3 separate regions of the Homo sapiens genome follow, and all the other regions are linked to region 2. The links are chromatin loops, found by intact Hi-C in ENCODE. Cell type or tissue: IMR-90. All regions are shown on one strand. Each heading gives the region's core, and the rest is flanking DNA. Links, peaks and the distances in the headings are about the cores only.

Region 1 (5,144 bases), core at 1,446-3,945, 150 kb after region 2:
TCCCCAGCCCTTGCCCCAACAGTCCTGTCTCTAGAGGAAAAATGTTTCCTCCTTATCCCTCACACTTATCCTGAGTGGGCAGATGTTGCATGTGTTCAGCTTCCCTTGGGGTGATGCCCTTGCAGGAAACTGTGGAAGAGATGATTTCTTAGATGATGCCAGCCAAGGAAGCAGGTACAGGGACTGGGGTGGCTCACAGCTATGAGGAGGAAGGAGGGAGTGAGAGAAGATGTGGCCTGTGTATTGACTCTCCTCTGCTTTTCAAGCACTTGTCTCTTATTCCAATAGAAACAGATAGGTTAAAAGATGATAGATATAGATAGATGATAGATATAAATAGATAAAGATAGAGACAATTAAGAGATAGAGATAGATATATGGCAGATAGATGATAGATATAAATAGATAAAGATAGAGATAATTAATAGATAGAGATAGATATATGACAGATAGATGATAGATGGAACATAGAATACAGACAGATGATAGATAGATAGATAGATAGATAGATAGATAGATAGATAGATAGACAGACAGACAGATAGATGGATAGATGATAGACAAGGTTTTTTAAGAAGTTGAGTTTGGAACTCACAGGATGCATCCACCATGGTAAGTCACAATCCCATCAAAATCACCCCAATACTGAAGTGGATATGGGGACTTCAAAAAGGAGAATCCAAATTCAGTGTCTCCATGTGCTGGGCACTGTGCTAGGAAAAGATCCAGGCATTGAATAAAGCAGACAAGGTCACTGTCTCGATAGAGGTTATGGACCAATAGAGTAGACAGGCTATTTCTTTTCCTAATTTTTAATAGAGACAGGGTCTGGCTCCATCACCCAGGCTGGAGTGCAGTAGCACAATCTTAGCTCAGTGTAACCTCAAACTCCTGGGCCCAAGCACTCCTCCCACCTCAGCCTCCTGAGCAGCTGGGACTACAGGTGCATGCCACCATGCACAGCCAATTAAAAATATATTTTTGTAGAGACAGGGTCTCACTATGTTGCCCAGCAACCTCTGCAAACCTCTGCTGTCAAAGTAAGTCTTTTGCCTCAGGCTCCCAAAGTGCTGAATTACAGGCATGAGCCACTGACAGACATTAAACAAGTTGACAACACAGCATGATAAATGTAACAGACACATGAGGTGTAGTTGGAGCCAAGCTCAGTGGAAAGGGAAGCCTTTTTTCTCAAGTCCTGTGCTGTCCCCAAAGGAGATCTGTCTCTCTAAGGAAATGTCACTGCAGCTGAGAACTGAAGGATGGATTAGGAACCAGCCGGCCAGTCTAATGCTCAACAAGGCTCATGATCAGGAAATTCACCCTCAAAAGAAACATACACCATTTTGGTTTAGAATCAAATGGTTTAGAATCCATTTCCTTTAGATCGTTCATCATTAGATACTGAAAAGAACCGGCACCCTTCCTGCCTAAGACACAATCACATCCTTCAGGTCCATTTTTAAACATCTCTGGATGCAGTCATCACAAATCCTTTAACTATATTTAGGTGATAAAAAAGGAATGGGAAACAAAATCCTGAAGACTTCCTCCCATGATGTTGGATTCATGAGCTAACTGTGTGGAGGCAGGGGACTGGCTCAGAAAACCCTCCTGTTCATTTTTGGGTTCATTAAAAAGTTGAGATGCTAGACCCTTAAGCTTTGGACTCAAACTATTAGGAAGGACTTTTTCCTGCCTATGAAAGAGCAATTTTTAATATAAAATCCAATAGTCAATTCCAGACCCCTTGAAAGTAAATCAGGTATATTGGGAGCAAATGATGTCCATGGTGACATGGACATCAGCTCTGGGGTAGAAACTAGAATTCAAATCCTGAATTTGCACTAATTAGCTGTGATCTTGACCTTTCATAACCTTGCAGAAGTCATTAAACTTTCATCCCATACAGGAGGCCAGTAATGCCAACCACGATGTTAATATGAGGGCTGCTTTAGATAATGGAACCGAAAACACTTCACACACATTAATGCACTCTAAGAGTGCAGTAGAAAAGGGAAGACGGCCATTTCCCTTGAGGGTCATCATCTCATAATTTAGAGAAAGAAATGCTCATTCAGGTTCGTAGGAATTCTTTTTTAATGGATGACTCTAGAGCAGCGGTCCTCATGCATGGTGTAGCTCCAACAGTGCTGAGATGGGTTGCAAGTAATGAGTTTCTAATAATAAAGTACTCAAGTGTGCAGAAGACTGGCTATTTCTTGTAAATTATAACAGATTTAAGATTATTCCCTGATATAATTCTCTTTTGTAGAAGACAGGAAAGGATAAAGTTTTAGGTATTATCATTGAGTATAAGCCACAGACCATCTAAACCTCAAACTGCAGTGTGTCCCCCATGTGAGCTCTACCCATGAGGCATGTCTTTTCAGAAAAAGGTTGAGGGTGTGGCACAGAGGCACAAAAACTTAGCTTTGCCTTCTTTCCTTAGCCCAAATAGTCTCAAACCACAACTCTAGCAGGTAAATGGACTCCCTTACTCATTGTAGCCCACATTGTTACCAATGCAAAAAAAGTTATTCTATTCTACCTGAAGTGCAATTTTATTCAGAAACCCTGAATTTGTGCTTCAGGACAGGTGAGACCTCAAATCCCAGCTCCAGTGGGTGGATCATGATTGGTCTAAGTCAAGCACTGTGGTCCAAGCTCTTCTTGCCAGTGATTGGTTAGGTGTGGGCATGTGACCCCATTCATCCAATGAGAAATAAGGAGAGGTCAATTAAGGACTTCCCAAAAAGCCGCTCCTCCAATTTTAGAAGAGATGTTTGTGAATATACACTCTTTCTTCTGCTGCTAAATATTGATTTTTTTTTTCCTAGGATGCCTGGAACTGTGGGATTTAGTTTAGGAACATGAGGGGTGCTAAATTGCAGGAAGACACTGGGAGTGGCAGAATTGAAAGTTGGAAAAATAAACCTGAGTCTTGATAATATCATTGACTTCCTGGAATCATCCCAGACTTCTTGCCCTGGGAGGTAATATTTTATGAGAGCTGATTGTTCTGTTACTTACAGAAATATTCAGCTGGTATGTACAGATAGGGATATACCAAAATATACACAACAGATAACAATCACACGAGACACATGATGGTTTGATGCATAGATGGGTTGTAGCTTAAGTTCAATCATGATACCTATAACTCCATCTCTGTCTCTCCTGCCCAATAAAGCCAATTTGAGTAAAAGTGAGTGAGAAAGATGTTATCATCGTCATTGAGAGAATAAACTTTATTCTCATTTACAAGACATAGTTGTTTACAACCAAGCATTTGAATTAGCTAGTGCCTATACTCTACTAATTTTTAAATATTTCTATTATGACATGTACTTGCATCTGAAGGCATCTTAAATGATGTTTTTGTTTTTGTTTTGTCAGCACAACTATCTCGCTGTTCTGAAAAAGTCTACTCTTGTCTCCAAGAAGTCACCAGAAGCAAGGAGCTAAAGGACTGAGGCCCTAGGAGCCAAATGGTTGTACATTCGTATCCCAGAGTTTGTCCTATTCCTCCTGCCTGACCCCAAAAGAGGCACCTGTATGACCTTGAAAGACACCCTGTAAACCATCCCCTAAATGTACACTAATAAAACCCTAGGCCCAAGCTTCAGCCACAAGATCAAGGAACTTTCAACGAAATGGATAAGATTTGTCTCTAAACCAATGCTTGACACTCAAGATCCCTAAGTAAATTATGAATTTTCCCCAGTAGCTTAAAATAACTTCTATACCATATGACACTTTTTGCTTCTCCAGAATTTTTGTTTCCCTTCTCCCCAAATGTGTGCTTCTAAAATCCTGAGTCAGCTTAGAGGTTCTCATGATTTTCTTCCCACCACTATTACAGGGCAGACATGATAAACCACTTGCTTTCAGAATTTTGAGGAGTAAAATTTTTTTTCTTGCTTTCTTACTCAGAAGACCCAATGGTGAGACAGTGAGAGGGCTGGTACAGCTCTGAGAAGTCTGACAACAAGGGTCCTCAAGGAATTGTGGGGATCCTGGAGACATGGTTACTGCTATTCATCCAACAGGTCCTGGGAGGCTTTCCCTGGTGCTTTAAATCAGATGAGATCTCCCTATTATGCTCTCACAAGATCCAGTGCTTCTCCTTCATAGCACTTACCACAAGTGTAATTAAACAAAGGCATCATTAGTTGTTTACTGTCTGTCTTCCAGATAGACTGTAAGTTCCAGGAGAGAGGAGACTATGCCTCTCTTGTCTACAGTGGTATCCCCAGTGCCTAGCAGAGCACAGATATTGGTGTTCAACTAGTATGCGTTGAGTGAACAATTGAATAATTTGAAAACCATTGATTGTTGACTCAACTCACAAAATTGCTCAGAGAGTCTGGGCAAGTCAAAGGTCAGGTTGCTGTGGGCCTTATGGTTTCCAAATGCTCATTAAGTCAAAAAGGATAAAAAAATACCAAATATGGGTGTGCAAGACTGTGCACAGGGAACCAGTTCCAAGCACAGTGAGGGCTCCAGTGCAGTGTAAACACCTACGCCATTTCCCACTGTGCCACTAAAAAATCCATTACCCTATTATCTTCTTCTCATTTTGTACTCCAAGTCTTCTTGTCCTGATCAGATCATTGTCTTCTTGTTTAGTTAGTGTCCTCTCCTTTATCGTCTCAAAGGATAAAATGAAAGGAAACCGGACAAGTCAGAAGACCACGGTTTTGCCACCAATTAGTTTTGTGACCTTGGGAAAGTCACTTGCAGCCCTTGAGGCTTCCTTATCTTTCCAATCAAACAAGTTGGCTACATAATTCCTAACACCCTTTCCCATTCTGACATGCCCTGTTATCAGACCACGATAACTTCCTTTCTCTTTTTCTCCTCTTCTCCCTCTTTGAACACATATTTTGGTGTTGCTGCATGGGCCCAGCTCAGTTTATACCTTCTAAGCTGTCCCGTCAGCACTAGCAAAGCATCTGATGATTATCCCATTCCCACCTCTAGCCCTTTATTGAGTTATCCCAGCAAGGGCACTGAGAGCTGGCACTGAGAGCAAGGGCAGGCTGAATGCATTTGCAAGCCTTAGGAAGTGGCACAACCAAGAAGCCTGAGCCAATACTGGGCCCACCTAGATAAGGAGGGAATGGCAGCTTGGAGGAGAC
Region 2 (2,500 bases), core at 1-2,500:
AATTTGGATCTGAAATATAAGCAAATGCTCCTGCCATGGTGGCTGCTGGCAGCTGGCACTCTTGGTGCCCAGATGGAGATTTCCAGCTGAGCCTGGCTCTAGAAGGAGCCCAAACTGAGGCAGCCTGTGATACCCCTGTCCAGTGGGGACCAGGTAGAGGGGAAAACAGGTGGATCATGAGTTGCTGATCTGACCCCTGCCAAGGCTTCCTATTCTTAACCAGATCCAGGGCCCATCACAACTGGAAGGACCATCACAACTGGAAGGACCATCTAACTGGGTCTCACAATTGGGAAGAGCATCCAAGTTAGACATTTCATACTGTTTCTGAGCTACAATCATAGGAGTGAAAGAAGACATTTATCCCCCAAGTTTAAGCCTGTGTCCTATTATTGACTACAGTACTTATAGTACATTTGCAAATTATTTTCATACATTCTATATTTATGAAATTGTGTCATTTGAAGCAACATGGATAAGACTGGCGGTCGTTATCTTAGGTGAAATAAGCCAGGCACAAAAAGACAGATATTGCATTTCTCATTTATATGTGGGAGCTAAAATATTTGAACACATGGAAAAATAGTGGAAAAATAGATAACAGAGGCTAGGAAGGGTGAGTGGGGGGAAAGGGGAAGGACGAAGGGAAGTAGCTTAAAGGGTACAAACATACAGAAAGATAGAAGGAATTCATTCAATGTTTGATAGCAGAGTTGGATGACTGTACTTAAAAAATGCATTGTACTCAGATGTTAGACACCTTAAATGCCCTGATTTGATCATCACACATTGTATACATTAAAAAATTTATCATGTACCCCATAAATTTGCACAAATAAAAAATTGTGTAATTATCTGTGATTAGGACAATTGTATCTCACTGTGTATAATAAAACACCACTTTGTAAATATAGACATATAAAATATTCTCCAGTTTTCATAACCTTGTTTTGGCATTTCTTAATTATTGTTAACCTGTTGGGAACCTTAAAATATATGAGTAGCCAATCTTTTTTTTTTTCACCTTATAGGCCAAATCTCAGCTCTATGCCTTTTTTCCCTCACTCTGTTAGATTCAAACAGTGACGAAGAAAGTCCTGGTTGCACCACCGCCGGACGAGGAGGCCAACGCAACCAGCGCTGTTGTCTCTCTGTTGAACGAGACTGTGACTGAGGTGCCGGAGGAGACTAAGATGGTTATCAAGAAGGGCCTGGAGTTCAAGGATGGGATGAACGTCTTAGGTAGGCCAGCTGGTGGTCCGGGATTCTGCTTCCCTGGCAATGGCTGGGCTATCCTGCACTCCCTTTTCAGAAAACTGATGACTCAGCTGTCCTCTAGGTGGAGCAGGAGGCTCTCTCTGGGGAGCAATTTGAGGGTCACTGGGACTGAGAGCTGAGCGATTTAAGGAAGAGAGAGAAGGGCAGAGGAGACCATAAGGGGACAGGGCAGCAAGAAGCTGGGTATGGGAAAAAAGGAGGGAGCTCACCGTCATTGGGCACATTCCCTGACTCTCTGTGTGGTGTTAGAAAGTCACTTTCTCTGACTCTCTGTGTTATTAAGTGACACATCCATTGCTTTCGTTTCTTAAGCATTTTTTAAAAGCTGCCCCCATGTACTGGTGCTGTGCTAGGTGCGGGGGCTGGACCACCACAGCCCTTAGTCTGCAAACAAATGCAATGCTACCAGGATTGTAAAGTGTTGGAGTAGGTACCAAGGGAGCTTTACAGATTATCTTGTTATCTTGTTTTACTTTCTGGGATCCCAGTGAGCCCTTTCTCCTAGCCCAGTACCTTCTTAGCATGCCATCCTAGAGGTTTTTGGGCTCTGCAGTTGGGCAGACCTGGGTTTGGATCCAGTATGGGCCACTTACTGGTTATCTGACCCTGGGCAAGTTACTCCATTTCTCTGAGCCTCATTTGTAAAATGGAAATAGGATTGGCATCTATTTTGTAGATTACTGTGAGGATGAAATGTGATTGTGCATATAGGGCACAGTAGCACATGCCATGTGCTCTCTCCGTATGAGCTGTGATCATTATTCAAAGTGGGTGGAGAGCTGAGGAGTTCAGTAAGAAAATACCTCCATGAGGGACAGAGGTTTATTACCATGTGAGCGGCTCTAGTCTGCCCAGTTTGCTCCCCTCCCACTCAGTGGGTCCACTCCCTTCCGTAACCTCCATCCATCACTAGAATGGTGTCCCCGAGACAGGAAATAGGGGCATTTGGCCAAAACCTGGGAGAAATGGTGAATCTGGATGGATGAAGTATGTTTATTTATCCAAGCACAATTTCTAAAGGTTTGGATGACAGCTACTTAGAGATGAATGAGCTCAGTAGTCCTTTCACGTTGTCATCTGAAAGATCACATGGCCTTGTCTCCTTAGTTGGGTTGTCAGATAAAATACAGAATGCCTGGATAAATTTGAATTTTAGATAAAAAGCAAATAGTTTTTTAGTGTAAGTCACAAATATTGCATGGGACATAATAATACTAAAAAA
Region 3 (5,144 bases), core at 1,277-3,776, 300 kb after region 2:
TTTTAATTCTAATTTTTTTTTAATTTTTATTTATTTTTTTTTGAGACAAGTTCTCACTCTGTTGCCCAGGATGGAGTGCAGTGATGCCATTTAGGCTCACTGCACTTTTGACCTCTCAGGTTCAAACAACTCTCTCACCTCAGCCTCCTGAGTAGTGGGGACTACAGGCATTCACCACCATGCCCGGCTAATCTTTTTTTTTTTTTTTTTTTTTTTGTAGAGACAGGTTTTTGCCATGTTGCCCAAGCTGATCTTGAACTCCTGGGCTCAAGCGATCCACTTGCCTCAGCTGGGACTATAGGTGTGAGCCACCGTGCCCACTCGAACCACTGGTCTTTTAATGTTTTCAGCTCCAGCTGGCAAACCCATTACCTGCTCTTCCTAGGCAGCATCCCTTGGTCACTATCCAGCCATCTGTTACTGCCAAAGCAAAAGTCCATGGCCCTCGAAGTGTGGGAACTCTGGCCATCGGCTACTTATCATTTTGCCCTCTGAAATCCTTATATTTCTTTCTGAATTCACACACTCAGAATTGGCAGTATATTCTTAAGCTATGAAGTCCTCCACTATATGCCCATCCCAAAAACCTAAGCGAGTAAGATTATTTAATCTAGGAAATGGTTATTTACTCTATAGAAATCTGATCTTCTCATTGCCCAATAACCATGGAATGCTGAAGAGTTGCCTCAGATGGCAGGGAGCCTGCATGCTAGCTCACACACTATCCCTAATAGCCATTTAATTTTGGGAAAAGACCCGTCTTTTCTCTGGACTTTAGTTTTCTCCTCTTTAGAAATAAGAAGCTGGTTAGCCAATCAGTCATGTCTCTTTCAGGTATATGTTCTACGCTTTGCAACTGCAAAGTTGACAATCTGAGAATGTGTGCACGCCAAAGGGGCTTAAAAAATAATATTATCTAACACTTAAGCACTTGATGTGTATTAACTCATTTAATCCTTCAATAACCATATGAGGTAGGTATTATAATTATTACCCCTATATTTTAGATGAGAAAAGAAGAAATAGAGAGAGGTTGAGTAACTTGACCCATTATCCAGTAGTTTTAAGGCTGGGGTTTGTATTTTTAACCACCATATGCAGGATAATGGGCAGATCTGAGGACTAAGCTTCCTTGACGTTTGCATGCTTAGAAGGTTACAGAGGGAGTGTGAGAATCACAGTTAATCTGCAAATCAATGGTATATACCGAAAATCAGGACAGGGGCCAGAGTGTCCTCACTGTTACCTGTTGGATTCCCTTGGCATTATTTAGTGCACAACATTACCATAGGAAAATCACAAGCACTTTTATGGCAATGGTGTAAATTAGGAGGATTCTGACAGTAAAGCCCAGAGTCATTCCAAGATAAAACGATCAGTTTGGGATCTCTTGGCCACCTACTGACCTGTCAGTGTATTGAGGCAGTTTGGGGTAGGAAGTATGTCAAATGATACTGGAGGAGGGAATACAAGAGGCCGGGCAGAGAGTGACTTATTTATTAATTATCTATTTATTTATTTTTGGTTGAGGCAGAGTCTCGCTATGTTGCCTAGGCTGGTCTCGAACTCCCACCTTGGCTCCCAAAGTGCTGGGATTACAGGTGTGAGCCACCATGCCCAGCCCCAGAGAGTGACTCTTGACTAGTTTGGAGAAATAAACTGACTTCAAGGGTCTTCAAAACACAGCCACTTGGAGGTCCTGACTGCCCTTTTCTGATCTCCAGCATGAGCCTCTGCAGAAGCAAGTGCCTTTCACTGAGTCTGACCCTAGCTGAGTGAGATCTTTGCAGAGGAAAGGACAACATGCTTATTTTTTTTAAATGGGCCCATAAGAACCCCGAAACCAAACAAGAAAATCAGGAAAGTTTCTTGTTAGTCTACTACAGACAGGTAGTGATGAGAACTTGGAATACTATCTAGATTCTGAGCTCATTGCTCTAGGGCCCAGGGTCCCAAATGGTGCCTCTTTTCAATGCTTATTTACCATAGTTTCATAGAAACATGACCAAGTGTCAGTTAGTTCTTTACCCTTCGGGTTTTTTCCATCATTAATCCTCTTGGCACAGGGTGGGGCTGAGCTGGGAACAATATCATATAACTCTAGTTGCAGCTGTCCTTATGCAAACCAGCATATCCGCAAGTTACCATGACCTTTTGGGGGAAACCAACATAACAGTGCTGGTGGACACAGCTTCAGGCTGCTAGAGGTCACTGATATGTACCATTGCAACTTGGAAGGAATTCCATATATTGATACTTTCTTTGATTCTATCAACCAAACGGCTTTGTGGGGCACATGCTATAGTACTGAATGAAATACCTTTCTTTCCCTTGAGCCAAAAGCACATAATAAGCTATAGATTCTTTGCTGCTATGCCATTGATTTACCTACTGTACTTTGTAACCCAGGAGGGCTATGAATCATCCTTCCTAATTTCAGCTTCACAAAACAGGTTGCTTTTAATACAATCTCTTCTTTATCTAGATTTATTTGTTCTGAACCCTAACACATTCTTAGGGCATTATTTCTTACTGAAGACAACTCTCCCTTAGTGTTTGTTTAATGGTAATTTTTTATTCAAGTTCTTCCTGGGTGTCCGCTTGCCCTTTAATTTTCTTTTTCACAGTGCTTTATATTCCTAGGAATACCTGAGTCACAAGTGGTCAGATTGCCAGCATTCAGCAATCCCAGGCAGGGGGCAGATTTTATTGCCTTTCTCTCTTCTCCTCCACGGGTTGCTCAACAGTGTTAACATTCTGATTTCTTTTAGGAGTGGAGCTCCAAGATAATCTCTTACCCTGCCCTTCTTACTCATTAACTTTAATTTCCAAAAAATGCCGCCGATACCATTCAAACACTAGTTCAGGAATTACCACGTGCTGGGCACTGTACTGGGTGCTGGAGATACTGAGAAGAAGAAACATGATCTGTTCTCAGGAAGCTCACAATATGGTGAATGTGATAATTAAGGTCATGATTAAACAAAGCAGGAAGTACTCCAAGAAAGGTGAGCAAGGCATTACAGGTATGCAGAGGATTGCTTGACCCAACCTGGAAGAATCCAGAAAAACTCATCCAAGGCTGGGCACAGTAGCTCATGCCTGTAATCCCAGCACTTTGGGAGGCTGAGGTGGGCGGATTGCCTGAGGTCAGGAGTTCAAGACCAGCCTGGCTAACATGGTGAAAACCCATCTCTACTAAAAATACCAAAAAATTAGCCAGTTATGTTGGCGTACGCCTGCAGTCTCAGCTACTCGGGAGGCTGAGGCAGGAGAATCGCTTGAACCCCCCGGGAGGTGGAGGTTGCACCGAGCCAAGATCATGCCATGCACTCCAGTCTGGGCAACAGAGGGAGACTCTGTCTCAAACAAAACCCATCCAAGAGCCAAGAAGAGGTTATGCTTGACCTGAACCTTAAAATACAAGTAGCTGTCATTTTGGGGGAGTCCAAACAATGGATGGGTTGATGTGGATACAGCAAAGGACATAATTAAAGAGTCATGGCCAGATCATGAAGGATTTTGTTCCTCGGGCTAAGAAATTTTAGCTTTACCTTAAAGTAGAGGAGCTACCAATTCCGAGCTACAGCGAGGAATCGTAATATAGCATTGTATCATGTATGAAAGGACAAAATTCATGCTACTTTCCTAAAAGTAAGATTCTGTGTCCCCGTTTGCTTCATCTAATATTGCTTCTTGGCCCCAGCAATAGCACACAGAGCACCGGAAAACTAGTTCAGGCTTATCACCAATTCCTGAAGCCAGTCTACCTCTCCAGGACACTTAGAGCCATGACCTTCTCCAAGCTCTCCAAGATCGCTGTGCTTGTTGCATATTCTGGTCTGCAGAAGGTGAAAGGGTACTAATCATCCTAGAAGCCTTCCTGGAACAGGATCTCTTTGCCTAGGGTCATAAAATGAGGGATCCAGATGGTACAGGGAAGTGTAAATGGCAGTTGGAGATGGGACAACAGTAAGTGCAGAGGCAGAGACACAGGTCAGCAGACCCCACATGTGACATGTCAAGTACAGGGAGTAGGGGAAGAGGTGGGAGACATGGTACAAGAAGTCAAAAGATCCACTGGTTCCCTGTATTCCATGAAAACGTTACTGTACAGAATATTACACATTTCCAAGTTGGAGACACTAAAATACAAAGGTACAAATTGTCTAAGCGCAGATATGAGGCAGTGGCAAATTAATAAAACAAATCACATGCCTGTTTCTAACCTGTTTACCATGGCCAAGAAGAGTCTGTGAAATCAAGTTAGACATTCTGTCTTTGAAATCATGCATTCACAGAACTTATGGAAGCTTTCAAGTGGAAATGTCTTTACTCTTTAAAAAAAAAAAAAAAGCTCAAGTAATGCCCTAATCATCTCTTATTATTGTTTGTATCTGCAGGATTTGGAAACTGCTCAGGAAAACAACTGGATTCCTAATAATCCCTGAACAATTCTTTTTTTTTTTCTTTTCCTGTGGACATTAGCCTTTTAATTTTTCCACAAGGAATTCTGGGCCAATTTAACTAATAAATAATAACAGAATTTTCTAAGTGCATGGTACTTTTGCTTTATCTGATTTCATGGCTTTCCTGTTCCATGACAACCCACTGTCTTTTCCCTCACATGTATGTTTTATGATGGTTTTTTCAGGCATTTGAAAAAGCTTTAACACTTTCACTCAAGCTAAGACACCTCAATTTTCATTAGTGACTTTATTGTCCAGGAGGTGTTACAGAGACTACCAAATAGTTTCAAAATTACTTGCTCAGTCACGATGCCCACAGTTGACTCTCAGCCTAGCAAAAGAGAAGAAAAGAAGTTCTTGTGTTTACTGTCCTGAACATACCCTTATGCTAGTATGCAATCTCCTCAGGTCCCCTCAATTAGGGTCACATTTCCGTTTTACAGTGATAATGCAAGAGACTCTGGGTACTGTTCAATGAATATAGGTTTAATGTAATATATGTATTTCTGCAAATATATATATATATATAAATGAGGATTTTGTAAGCACCATTTAAAATTACCTGAGGGGCATTTTCTAAGTAACTGTGAGTCTTTTTGTAAAGCAAAAGCCCTTTTAAAAAATAACATCATTCCTTATTTCATGTGTTCTAAGTTCAGGTTTTCATGGACTAAT

Evidence for each region. Hi-C counts contacts between places; a loop is a spot of excess contacts. Peaks named below come from ENCODE experiments on the same cell type or tissue, not always from the same donor. Only the 100,000 strongest peaks of a DNase experiment are listed, where the experiment ranks them.
Region 1: it touches region 2 in a loop (1.8-fold over the local background); 9 of 110 quality-filtered maps call a loop at or near these places.
Region 3: it touches region 2 in a loop (2.1-fold over the local background); 23 of 110 quality-filtered maps call a loop at or near these places.

The regions. Positions count from the first base shown.
Region 1 is chr11:35,152,708-35,157,851 of GRCh38, reverse strand. All of the region lies in intron 1 of CD44 (CD44 molecule (IN blood group)), which reads right to left. Among named protein-coding and RNA genes, the nearest start is that of SNORD164, 7.7 kb to the left of the region's middle. In IMR-90, for the core only: no CTCF peak of the experiment used is centred there; no DNase peak of the experiment used is centred there; H3K27ac peaks cover 41 bases.
Region 2 is chr11:35,304,816-35,307,315 of GRCh38, reverse strand. It overlaps SLC1A2 (solute carrier family 1 member 2), which reads left to right. Exons shown (of 11, transcript NM_004171.4): 5 at 1,074-1,242. Among named protein-coding and RNA genes, the nearest start is that of SLC1A2-AS1, 24 kb to the right of the region's middle. RefSeq lists an enhancer at 1,514-1,603. In IMR-90, for the core only: a CTCF peak has its summit at 1,338 (motif pointing right); no DNase peak of the experiment used is centred there; H3K27ac peaks cover 425 bases.
Region 3 is chr11:35,007,113-35,012,256 of GRCh38, reverse strand. LOC105376626 (a long non-coding RNA gene) reads left to right here. Exons shown (of 4, transcript XR_001748180.2): 4 at 1-4,554. Among named protein-coding and RNA genes, the nearest start is that of MIR1343, 68 kb to the right of the region's middle. In IMR-90, for the core only: a CTCF peak has its summit at 2,665; a DNase peak (open chromatin) is centred at 2,666; H3K27ac peaks cover 272 bases.